3 separate regions of the Homo sapiens genome follow, and all the other regions are linked to region 1. A link is an interaction called in ENCODE POLR2A ChIA-PET data of the cell type or tissue named here. Cell type or tissue: OCI-LY7. All regions are shown on one strand.

Region 1 (4,000 bases):
TAGACACCTTGAGCCAGTAAGACTTCTACCCTTTCCCAATGAATCAGTGTAGCTTGAGCAATATATTCAAAGTTGAGGTTGCCCCAGCTTTTACTTTATTTTTGCAAGGCCTCTTGTTCAACCAAGGGCTCACTAGGACCTTCTCCTGTCTCCTTAGTATGTGTATAGCTTTGCACATATTTATATTCTTCCAGACTACAGGGGAAAAGTAGGAAGTTATCAAGGTCCACTGTGGCTGTCCTGTTCTTCAAATTTCTCTGTTGAGTTTCTGGTTGGTTGCTAGTAAATTTTTTGCCCCAACAAGTATTGTGATCTTAGTCAGGCTAGGAGTGACCTTGGCCTTATCTGCTTGTTTGTCACTGGGATTACTGTTGTTTTAATAACGCTTTTGGTCTTGGAACTTTCTGAGCTCTGTTCCAAATAAAACTAGTCATCTCAAGCAATGAGGCTGCTGGGCCTCACAGTCTGACCCACCAAGGTAAACTTCTGCGTAACGGAATCTGAGGGTGGGGTAGTATATTAGTCTGTTTTCACACTGCTATAACAAACTTGTCAAGACTGGGTAATTTATAAAGGAAAGAGGTTTAATTGACTTACAGTTCCACATGGCTTGGGAGACCTCAGGAAACTTACAATGATGGCGTAAGGCAAAGGGGAAGCAAGGACCTTTTTCACATGGCAGCAGGAGAAAGAAGACTGAGTGAATGAGGAACTTGCTAAACACTTATAAAACTATCAGATCTCATGAGAACTCACTCACTATCATGAGAATAGCATGGGGAAAACTGCCCCCATGATCCAGTTTCCTCCCATCAGGTTCCTCCCTCAAAACCTGGGGATTACAATTCAAGATGAGATTTGGGTGGGGACACAAAGCCTAACCATATCAGGTGGGAAGAGTGGGAACAGTCCCAAGCTAACATGCCACAGACATGCACTGTTCTTACTGAGGTCCAGTAGATTTTCTTAAATAAACACTTCTCAAGTTCTTGTATGCTTGGTCAACTTCCTGAATCTTTAGAAGGTTGTTCATTGACAATTTTGTTCAGTTTTATAATTTCATTTTTAGGGAGAGTTACCATGTCCTCAATCAGCCATTCTGGAAATGCAACTCATTCCCTCTCTTCAGAAATCCTTTTACCATGTAGTCTTATAGTTGTTTCTGTATTTCAATCAGTTGTTGATCATAGTAGTCTTCCTTGACCATCCTACATAAAATAATCTTGCCTTATCTCCTTAGTTTGCTTTATTTTACTTCATAACATTTTTCAGTTCTTGACATTTTATAATTTTATGTGTTTGTTTATTGCCTTTCTCCCCCAGTGGAATGCAAACTCCCTAATGGAGAGGCCATTGTTTTGTTAATCATTGCATCCTTAGTGCCTATGACAATGCCTAGCAAATAGCATGCTCTCCGTAAATATTTGAGAAAGAATGAATGAATGTTAGATATGTAGTCTTTTAAGCTTGTGAGAAAATAATCATTCTCATAAACTTTTGTGAGTTGTTATAGCATTTTGGGATGTTGTTACACTTGATCCTGCAATGACATTTCTAGGAATCAAACACCTAAAGAATTAGTGGTCCTGTATGCAAAAATATTTATACTCAAATGTTCACTGCATCATTGTTTATAATTTAGAAAAAACTGGAAACCAAGCTACATATGCAGTAATTAGGGAATGCTAAATACTAAGAAAAACAATGAAGGCAATAAAAGGCATTATTTAGATATGTTTTGTAATGGAAAGATATTTCTAATCATTGCAAAAAATGAATGTGACAAAATAATGTGAATATAATACATACAATTAGTAAAGAGAATGTGTGTGTATTCGTCTTTTTTTGTATAGAATTGGATGTGTGGATACGATGAGAACTATATTAAAGAAAAATCACTTTTTACTCTATATGCTTTTTGCTTTTAAATGTAGTTTCATGTATTACTGTTATAATTTTATGCTATTTATAAAATAACAAAAATAAAAAATAAAGGCAATATCACACATTCCATTTATATTAGTTCTAAATATTTTGTATCAGTGCACTTCATCTTCTCATAGAGTGTAGTTACTAGAAATCAACATCTTTTGATTTGCCAGAGAGTGGGTAAACACTTACCAAATTGGAACAGCTGTATATTGAGTGTGTAAGTGCAATAGAAAATTCCAAACCGTAGAAGAACAGTAAAATACGTGATACTTCCCTCCCAAGTTTCTATAACCAAAAAACAGGGAGAAATCTTAATGCTATTATCTTTAGTGAGTGCAAACATGATCATGGAAGGAGCTACTGGTATGAGAGTCAAAAAAAAAAAAAAAAAAAAGGAAGGAAAATAAGAACAGATAAACCTTTCACCATTTGATTTCCTTAGACATTTCTACTCCTTTGCCCTCTGCTACACTTTCCCTAGCTTTCAGTTCCTCAATTCAGCATCTGTGGCTTCTGCATTTGATCTCCATTGCTTAGCATTCTTGTCTCACTTCTGACAGCTTTTACAGAGTCGCTGGCACAGCTCACTATCTAAACTCTCCAGTTAGTAAGATTTGACTTTCCTGTCTCTAATGATAAGATGGCCACCAACAGATTTATCAAGCAATCCTTTTCTATTAAAACAGCTATTATTAATCACAACCCTTCTTAAATTTACATACATGGTGATAAAACTCTCACATATATATTGCTCTAATATCATTTAAAATGATTAATACATTCAAAAAGAGTTCAAAGAACATTTAACTTGGAAGCATAAGGTGATTGTGACTGCTGGGATAAATAAAACAGATTCCCTTCTGTTGCTATCAGAAAGATATTTTCAACTACAAATCCGATTGGTTAGTTATGTGAATAATATTGGTACTCATCCTGAAAATGTGGGTTTTGTGCTGGCTGTGGAAAGACAAGAATGATACTCAGAACTAGAAAGAATGACATCATAATTCTCTCCCTTTCAATTCCTTCTCTAACTCTTCCTCCTCCTTCTTTGTTTGGTTTATTTAATATCTTTTATATTCAAGAAACTATCTGGTAGTAGGAATTAGATGATAGGAATGCAATGACACATAACTTCCTGATTTCTTAGAGTTTATAATGAAGTAGAAGAGACAGAAAGATAATATAAGGTACCATAAAAAATGGATAAAAACTTGCTCAATCATTATAGGGGACAGGAGGGACAGGAGGTTCACTCCAAGCTATTACTCTCTGGGAAGGCTTCATAAAGTGGTAGGACCTTTGAAATAAGGGTAGGACTGAGAAAAACGAAGGAAGGAAACAGCATTCTAGGCAACTTTAAATTTTTATTTGCTTGTTTCCTTGTAACCTATCTTGTTTCAGAAAGAGTTTAATAGCATAAATTAAAAGTGTGACAAAATAATTTAAAAATTGAGACATAAAATACAACCAGTAGAGTAAAGCTAAAATACATATTTGAACAACCTATGGTTTTTAATGTGAGAACAAAACTGAGTGTAAGCAATATAACATTTTGAGAAAATGAAAAACAGGTTTTAACTGAATTACAGTGTTCATTCATATATGATATAAACAGGAGGATAAGGAAAAGATGTAGAAAGTTTGAAATACCAAGGTAAATAATTTTGATTTACTTTTGTTGGCAGAAATGCACAATCATAATCATAACATTTTAGCTAGAAAGTACTTGGGACCTCTTAGCTGACAAGACTGTGAAAAGTCATTTTACCCATATTCCTTATTTTTTTTAATTTTTTAATTTAATTTATTTTGAGACTGAGTCTCGCTCTATCACCCAGGCTGGAGTGCAGTGGCGCAATCTCGGCTCACTGCAACCTCTGCCTCCTGGGTTCAAGCGATTCTCGTGCCTTAGCCTCCGGAGTAGCTGGGATTACAGGTGCCCACCGCCATGCCCAGCTAACTTTTGTATTTTTAGTGGAGACAGGGTTTCACCTTGTTGGCCAGGCTGGTCTCGAACATCTGATCTCAAGTGATCCGCCTGCCTTGGCCTTCCAAAGTGCTGGGA
Region 2 (4,000 bases), 63 kb after region 1:
CACTCCATGCAAAGGCCAGATAGAGATGTGGTGCGTATGTGCAGAGTACCTCAAGAAATGAAAGTCAGCATGTCTCTTGGAAGCTATGAACACTAATGTTTAAAAAAGGAAACAGAAAACAGAAGAAATCACTTAAGGAGAGCTGTCATTTTCTATTGGTGAGGATTCCTGATCTTGGGGAGGTTCTGGAAAGTTCGTCTCTGTTTCTTCTTCTTCCTCTTCTTGGATTGGAATAATTTCAATGTCTTCTTCATTCTTTGGTTGGGAAGATGTTTCAGTTAGCCCAACCACTTCTTCTTTTATTTCAATAGTCTGTTCTTTTTTTTCTTCTGCTGACAGGAGAACTATGTTCTAAAACAGAAAATTAAACAAACCATTCTTTACTTTTACCACTGACACCTTTGTCAACAATCTCCACAAACATTTATCAAATACCTCCTGGTTTTTATGCTACTTATGTCATTTATTATATGCCTTTAAATGCCAAAATTTTTTTGCAGGTGCTTATATCCTTATCAAGTCATTTATTAAAACTCAAGTCTGAATAAATCTTCAAGGGCAGCAGACATTGACCACAGTGCCTGGAATGACCACGTGGTATTGGGAAAAGAACATTGCAGTAATAGAGGAGTTTAGATTTTCGTTCTGATTTGCCTTTAGTGAATATAACTCTGGGAGAATAATTTTCTCTCTTTGATACTATTTTTCTTTAAATGCAAAATGAAGTAATTAGCGATGATTTCTAAATTCTAAATCTAACAGTCTGGTTCTGAAGCAGTTAGTAATATATCTATTATTGGTCTGTTTTTATTTCCCATTTGTGGAGCCCTTTAACCTGTTGTTTTGGAAGAGGAATTAGGTGAAAAGGAGGGAAGAGGGGAATACTGAAAAATGAAACCAAAGAACTAGTGACTTAGCCTTCAACCTTCAACCATCTTGCTTTTACACACTGTATATGGAATCATGAAATCAGGATGGAAGCCTGAAGTCAAGCAGCAGGGAAGGTTAATAAGAAGATGCACAGAGGTGGGGCATGGTGGCTCACGCCTGCAATCCCAGCACTTTCGGAGGCTGAGGTGGGAGGATCACCTGAGGTCGGGAGTTCAAGACTGGCCTGGCCAACATGGTGAACCCCCGTCTCTACAAAAATACAAAAATTGGCCAGGCATGATGGCGGGTGCCTGTAATCCCAGCTACTCGGGAGGGTGAGGCAGGAGAATCGCCTGAACCCGGAGGCAGAGGTTGCACTGGGCCAAGATCGCGCCATTGCACTCTAGCCTGGGCAACAAAGTGAGACTCTGTCTCAAAAAAAAAAAAAAAAAAGACGCACAGAATATAGAACTGTAGGCTCTAACTACAGACTTATTTCAAATTTCAAGACATCATATTATTTGCTTTCTAGAAATATGCCAAGACCAATTTTTTTTTTTAAATCAAGCTCCTAGTTTCAACAACTCATCAGATTACATTCTCCATAAATGATCCTTTGTGGATGTGGATTTTCTAGAGGGAGGTTTTGGCCAGAGGGGCTACTACTTACAGATTTGGGTCTGGAGCACGTTCTTTTCCATTCATTCTCAACGATGCCAGCTATTACAAGTTCCTGGAAGAAGGCAAAGATCAGCATCACTGACAAAATGCCCTGAAAAACAACAGAAGAATGAAGGTGAAAATGTAATAATGGCACAAAGAACATTGTTGGTGTTCAGTAAGTTATTGTTGACTATAATTGAACGATTAAGAGATCAATTCTTTAGACAAGTAATGAATAGCTGTGAGAACTGCTAGTACAGGAGACAGCATCTTTATAACCCTAACTCTTAACACAACTTTTGGCACACAACAGATGGTTAATGTGTATTGCTGATAGAAAGTAAGGTATGAATAATCAGTTGAAGAATCAATTCTGTATAGGAAAGAATAAGTAATGAGTCTCAAATTAAATTGTATTCAGCCTTAGTTGGTGTGGCATCATGCCTAGGAGACCTCTTCATCCTTGGGAGATGCATTTTTTTTTATCTCTTTCAAACTCTACATTTAAAAGTCCTTGGGCAAAAGATATTCATAACATCTTAGGAATTTCTTCTATGCTCATCTTAGTTAATATAATGGTAAATATTAATGCCATTAATGATGTTGAGAATAATTAATGTTAAAGCCAATGCTTATATAGCACTTCTGTGTACCAAACACTGTTCTAAATGCTTTGTATATATTAACTTATTTATTCCTCAGAACAACCCTATTAGATAAATAGTGTTACCATCCCCATTTTACAGTTGAAGAAATTGAGGCACAGTGTGGTTAAAATTCTTTCCCAAAGCCACACAGACAGTAACTAGCAAACTCAGGTGGTCTGGATCCAGAGTTCATGCTCATAATAAACAAGTCATCCTTCCTCCCTGGAGAGAAATCCAATCTCACACTTACCAAGAACACTTACCAAGAACAGAGATTGTATGCTGTAACAGTATTGGGTAGATGGGGAGTTTTTCTCAGAGGGATTAGCTGGTTCACAGTTGTATATGTTAATATATGGTGTGTGAGCTCTAATAAAATTCAGACTCTCCATTTTTAAAAAATGGGAAATTTTAATATTAAGTATGTCCATGATTGAAAGAATCATTCCAGAAATGGCAGCAAAGAGGCTCAATGAATTCATTATCATTTTTCCTTTGACCTGAAATGGAGACACAGATTTATTAATTGGGTTTGATTTCCCTTTGGAAAACATAATCTGGGAGGGAATTCCAAATGCAACTGCCCTGACTCACAAAGCAACTACAACTAAATATACTGAAGTTCTCTCAGTTGTTTTTAGCCTCTTTGTCACTATAAAATAAAATCATGTCTCTATCCTGTTCTTTTCTCAGTCTTCCCTATCTCATTCACCATCCATCTGTTTTATAAAGCAAAAATTCTAAGAGTAACCCTTGATTCTATATCTTGTATCCTTGCATTTCCTTCACTGCCACTGCCACCATCCTAGTAGGCACTCAATAAATGTTTGTTGAATAAGTGAAGATAAATATTATCCAGTTTATTATCTGCCTTCATAAATAGGTAGAGGGAAGAGAGTGAAGAAGTTTCTTGTATCACACTTTAGTGGGATGGTATTATGAAGTATAGGTTGGGAAGGTTCAGATAGAACCCTCTAGATCTGTACTATCAAATAAATGGAAATAAAAAAAGCAGAAGCAACAACAGTAACAACATCTATTCCTGCTGACATAGGTTGCAATCAGCCCCAGTCAGCTATCTTCCAAAATACAATTAGGGCTGATGTCTTTGGGTAGCATAGGTAAGAAAATATCAGTGTGAATGTTCTACCTTGCAGGGATGATAAAAGGTTGAAACAGGAAAATATAAATAACAAGTACCATAATGATATGGGATTATTGATTATTATTTTATGCTGCGCATATTTCATTCCTGGCTCTATGACCTACACATGGCAAGTCAGTAAATCTGGCTGTATCTAGAGAATAATTTGATGTTCATAAAAAGTTTTCCCCCCAAACTGAGTGTGTCAGGCCACTTTAAGACAGGAACCATCTCAATCCACCCATTCCCTCATTGATTATGAAAGTGACACAGTTTAGTAACAGTGTTGGGGGAGGAATTTTTTGGGAGCGAACTTGCTGCTAAACTCTTTTCATCCATACAGCATCAGCAGCTCTGCAGGCCAGTTTCCTCTGGATCTAGATGAGTCCCTAGGGGTTTTATGGGCAAGACCACAGTGTAGTACTTTATAGCCTGTGAAGCACCATCACACACTCTACTGCCTTTCATCTCCATTGGACGTCACATGGTAGCAAGGACTGTTACCCTTCCTTTCTAGGTGAAAACTCAGGAACATAGAGGTAAACTGACTTGTTCAATGTTACGGCCAAAAAATGGCTTAGCTAGAATTTGAATCAATCATGACATTGATCAGATAATTTTCCTAAATGGTGATCTGGGAGAAATGATAGGGCTTTCAGAAAGGTCTATTATTTTC
Region 3 (4,000 bases), 62 kb before region 1:
TCTGTGTCACTGCCCAAATCTCATGTTGAACTGTAATCTCTCATGTTGAACTGTAATCTCTCATGTTGGAGGTAGGGCCTGGTGGGAGGTGATTAGATCAAAAGGGTGGATTTCCCCCTCTGTTCTCATGATAGTGAATGAATTATCATGAGAGCTGGCTGTTTAAAAATGTGTGGCACCTCCCCGCACCTTGGTCATGCTCCTGTCATGTAAGATATGCCTGTTTCCCTTTCACCTTCTGCCATGATTGTAAGTTTCCTGAGGCCTCTTCAGAAGCCGAGCAGATGCTATCCTGCTTCCTATACAGCCTGAGGAACTGTGAGTCAATTAAACCTCTTTTCTTTTTATAAATACTCAGTCTCAGGTATTTCTATATAGCAGTGCAAGAACAAACTAATAAAACTTCTTTCAAGATTTTTTTAAATATTTGATTTTCTGCGGTTTAAATATAATTTTCCTAAGTGTATGTTTTTGGCATTTATTCTGCTTAATGTCCTTTAAGTTTCTGGATCTGTGGTTTGGTCTGATATTAATTTTATGAAATTCTCAGTCATTGCTACAAACATTTCTTGCGTTCCCTCGTGTTCTGTTTTTGGCAGTTCCATTACGCACATGTTACTTCTTTTGTCTTTATCTCACAGTTCTTGGATTTTTGTCCTGTTTTTTTTTTTTTTTCCAGTTTTTTTCCCCTTTACTTTTTAGTTTTGGATGCTTCTATTTACTGATCCTTAAACTCACTAATTCTTTCCTCAGACATGTCCAGACTACTAATGAGCCCATCAAAGGCATGATTCATTTCTGTTAAAAGGTTTTTTATTTCTAGCATTTCCTTTTTATCACTTCTTAGAATTTCTGTTTCTCTGATTACATTACTTATCTGTTCTTGCATGTTGCCCACTTTTTTCCGTGATATTTCTTAGCATATTAATCATAGCTTTTCTAAGTCACAGTGTGATAATTCCAACACCTCTGTTACATCTGGTGTTTTTAACTACAGTCATCATGTTGCACCATAAGGTCTCTTGCACTTATTACTCCTAACTAACTAAAATTTTGTAAGCTTTGACCCTTCCATCACAGGATAATACACTCTCTCAGCTTTTGTTTGTCTGAGAAAGTCTTCATTCTTAATTTTTGAAGAACAGCTTTCCTGGGTTATTTGTTGACAGTATTTTTCTTTCACCACTTTGAATATATCATCCTATTCTGTCCAGGTCTGTTAGGTTTCTGCTGAGAAATCTCCTACTAGCCTTATTGAAACTTTCTTATACATTAGTTACTTCTTTTTTTCTTGTTGCTTTCAGGAGCCTCTCTTGGTCTTTGATTTTTGACAGTTTGATTATATCTTGGTGTAATCTTGCTTGGATTGATCTAATTGGAGACCTTTGGACCTTCCTGTACCTGGATATTTATATCTTTTCCCAGATTTAGAAAGCTTTCTTATGTTATTTTAATAATATTCCTACCCATTTGTCTTTGTCTTCTCCTTCTTGAACTCCTATATTTTGAATATTTCCTCTCTTGATCTTGTCCCATGAATCCTATAGACTTTTTTGTCCTTTTCATTTTTTTCTCCTATGACTGTATATTTTCAAACGCCTTGTCTTCAATGTCACAGTCTTTCTTCTCCTTGATGAATTCTGTTGTTGCTGCTCTCTATTGTATTTTTAATTTCATTCATTATTTTTCAGCTTCAGAATTTAATTTTTAAAAATAATTTTATTCACTCTTGTAAAATTTCTCATTTTGGTCATTTATTGTTTTCCTGATTTTATAAAATTATATGCATTTTCTTGACGTTCTTTGAGCCTTTCAATAACAATTATTTTGAATTATTGATGATGAAGTTCATATATTTCCATTTCTTTGGGGTCAGCTACTGGGAGCATATTGTGTTCTTTTGGTGGTATGTCTTCTTGTTTTCTCATCTTTTTTTGCCTTATATTGATATCTGTCCATTTGAAGTAGGAGCCTTATTCCAGTTTTTTCATGCTGGCTTTGTCTGGAAAAGACTTTCACCAGTGAGCTCATTCAAAGATTCTGGGCAGGACATCTGGTATGGCTGGCTTGTTGCTGGAGTCCTCAGGCAAGATGGCCTGATACCAGGTTAGCAGGTGGGTAGGCCTGAATCCTGGTTCTGTGGAGTTGTGCCTGTAGCCTTGATCTACCATGGTGGACTTGTTGATTGGCATATGGGGATGGGCCAGAGGCCTGTATCCATGGGGGCCAGCCTGAAGCCTGAGTCTACAAGAGCTGAGCTGATACTGGTGTGAACCTTGAGCCTGACTGTTTAGGGGTCACTCAGATGTTGTGATGGGCCTGGCACCTGGGACCACTGATATGGGTCTGCATTTTGAGTCCATGGGGCTGGGCTGGTGCTGGGGCTAGTCTAAACCAAGTCTGTAAGGATGAGTCTGGGTCCTGAGTCCATGGGCATTGGAATGGGTCTGCAAGGGTGGTCATGGTGCCTCATTCCATGTGGCTCATTTTGGCAATGGGGTGCACTGGGGTGGGCCTGGACCTTGGGTCTGCTGGAGCAGGCCTAGACCCTGGGTCCTCTGGAGACTTGGGCTACAGGGACTGGCCTGCAGCTTAGGGTTGGCCTGGTGCTAGGGCAGGTGTAGAGTCTGGGTCCGTAGGACTAGTCTGGAGTCTAGGATGGTTTGAGCTGAACTTGTGCCTGGCATCACTGGAGATGGCCTTATTTCTTGTTGTGTATACTTTCAGTCATGTTTTAAAGTGATTTCTATGGGAAATCCAATTAATGTATTAATTTTTTAAAATCTATAATTTCTATCTCTTTATTGATATTCTGTATTTGGTGACATATCACTTTCATGCTTTCTTTTAATTCTTTTAACAATTTTTTTTTGGTTCTCTGACCATACTTAAAAGATCTAATTTAAAGTCTTTGAGTAGTTAAAGTACCAAATTTTGGCCCCCATAGGAATATTTTTCTGTTGGTTGCTTTTTTTCTCCTGTGTATGTAAAATATGTTTCAGTTTCTTCGCATGTTTTATGTTTTTTAGAAAAATTGACATTTTACATAATACATTGTAGCATATTTGGTATTTAATTGCTTCCCCACCCCCAGGGTTTGCTATTTTTGCTTTTGTTGTTGTTGTTTTTCTTATTCCTTTGTCTTTGTTAAGTTTCCTGGATTAATTCTGCAAATATTTTATTCCCTCAATGTCAAGCCCATGGGTTATCTGCTTCCTAGGAGCCATCCCTGGCTCAGTGTAATTTAATGTCAGTCAATAATCCTTTGCCAAGGAGAGTGTGTATGAGAATATATGCTTAAAACTTCAGTTAGTTTATAAGACAGCTTCAGCTTTCACTTCTTCCTTGCCTAGGGCCTCATAGTCAGCCAGAGGTAAATGAGTGGTGGGCCTTTCTTCTTTCTTTGTTGCTTCCTGGGCATGCACATAGCTTTCCATATTTGTGAGGGACTTTAGATCTCCAAGAATATGTCAGAGCTTTTCAAAGCTCCTTATGATTATCTAGTTATTCAGGATCGTCTTTTAAATTTCTGACCAAGCCCTTATTTACCTGAATTCATAGTCTTATTAAGCTGTGCTATTGCTAGCAGATTGATAGTGTTTAAGCCATCTAGTGGTAGGACTTTGTTTTCACTGAGCGGAAATCTTTATCCAAAAAATAGCCAAAATATCCTGGGAACAGAGATGCAATTTCAGACAAAATATTGACTGTGCTCAGATGATGGCACTTTTAATAGAGCATCACATGATGTTGGTCCTCTCAGCTGGTTGCTATACTGCTGGCTTTTCATACATACTCTGCCAAGGAGCTTGAAGGGAGAGGGGATGGAAATTAGCCTCAAATTAAAACATTATAGATCTCTCCGTTTTTCTGAGGTTTACTAGTATCTCTTAGATAATTTTCTGTTTTAGCTGTGGCTTTGATTAATTTCCAATGCTTTGAAATCATTACTTTTGGTTGTTTTGCCAGCGGTTTCTCTGTTTTTGTTAAAGAACGATTT

What was found. Peaks named below come from ENCODE experiments on the same cell type or tissue, not always from the same donor. Only the 100,000 strongest peaks of a DNase experiment are listed, where the experiment ranks them.
Region 2: POLR2A ChIA-PET joins it to region 1 with 7 read pairs; 3 of 35 experiments call an interaction of 5 or more read pairs at or near these places.
Region 3: POLR2A ChIA-PET joins it to region 1 with 5 read pairs; 3 of 35 experiments call an interaction of 5 or more read pairs at or near these places.

Annotation. Positions count from the first base shown.
Region 1 is chr11:60,527,582-60,531,581 of GRCh38, reverse strand. It overlaps MS4A13 (membrane spanning 4-domains A13), which reads right to left. Exons shown (of 7, transcript NM_001012417.3): 6 at 2,122-2,217. Among named protein-coding and RNA genes, the nearest start is that of MS4A13, 14 kb to the right of the region's middle. RefSeq lists a silencer at 2,368-2,517. In OCI-LY7, no CTCF peak of the experiment used is centred here; a DNase peak (open chromatin) is centred at 2,451; H3K27ac peaks cover 932 bases.
Region 2 is chr11:60,464,601-60,468,600 of GRCh38, reverse strand. MS4A1 (membrane spanning 4-domains A1) reads right to left here. Exons shown (of 8, transcript NM_152866.3): 6 at 2,444-2,680; 7 at 1,541-1,642; 8 at 1-351. The coding sequence ends at 133. Among named protein-coding and RNA genes, the nearest start is that of MS4A1, 11 kb to the right of the region's middle. In OCI-LY7, no CTCF peak of the experiment used is centred here; no DNase peak of the experiment used is centred here; H3K27ac peaks cover 358 bases.
Region 3 is chr11:60,589,416-60,593,415 of GRCh38, reverse strand. It overlaps the pseudogene MS4A19P. Among named protein-coding and RNA genes, the nearest start is that of LINC00301, 24 kb to the left of the region's middle. In OCI-LY7, CTCF peaks have their summits at 3,428 and 3,628 (motif pointing left); no DNase peak of the experiment used is centred here.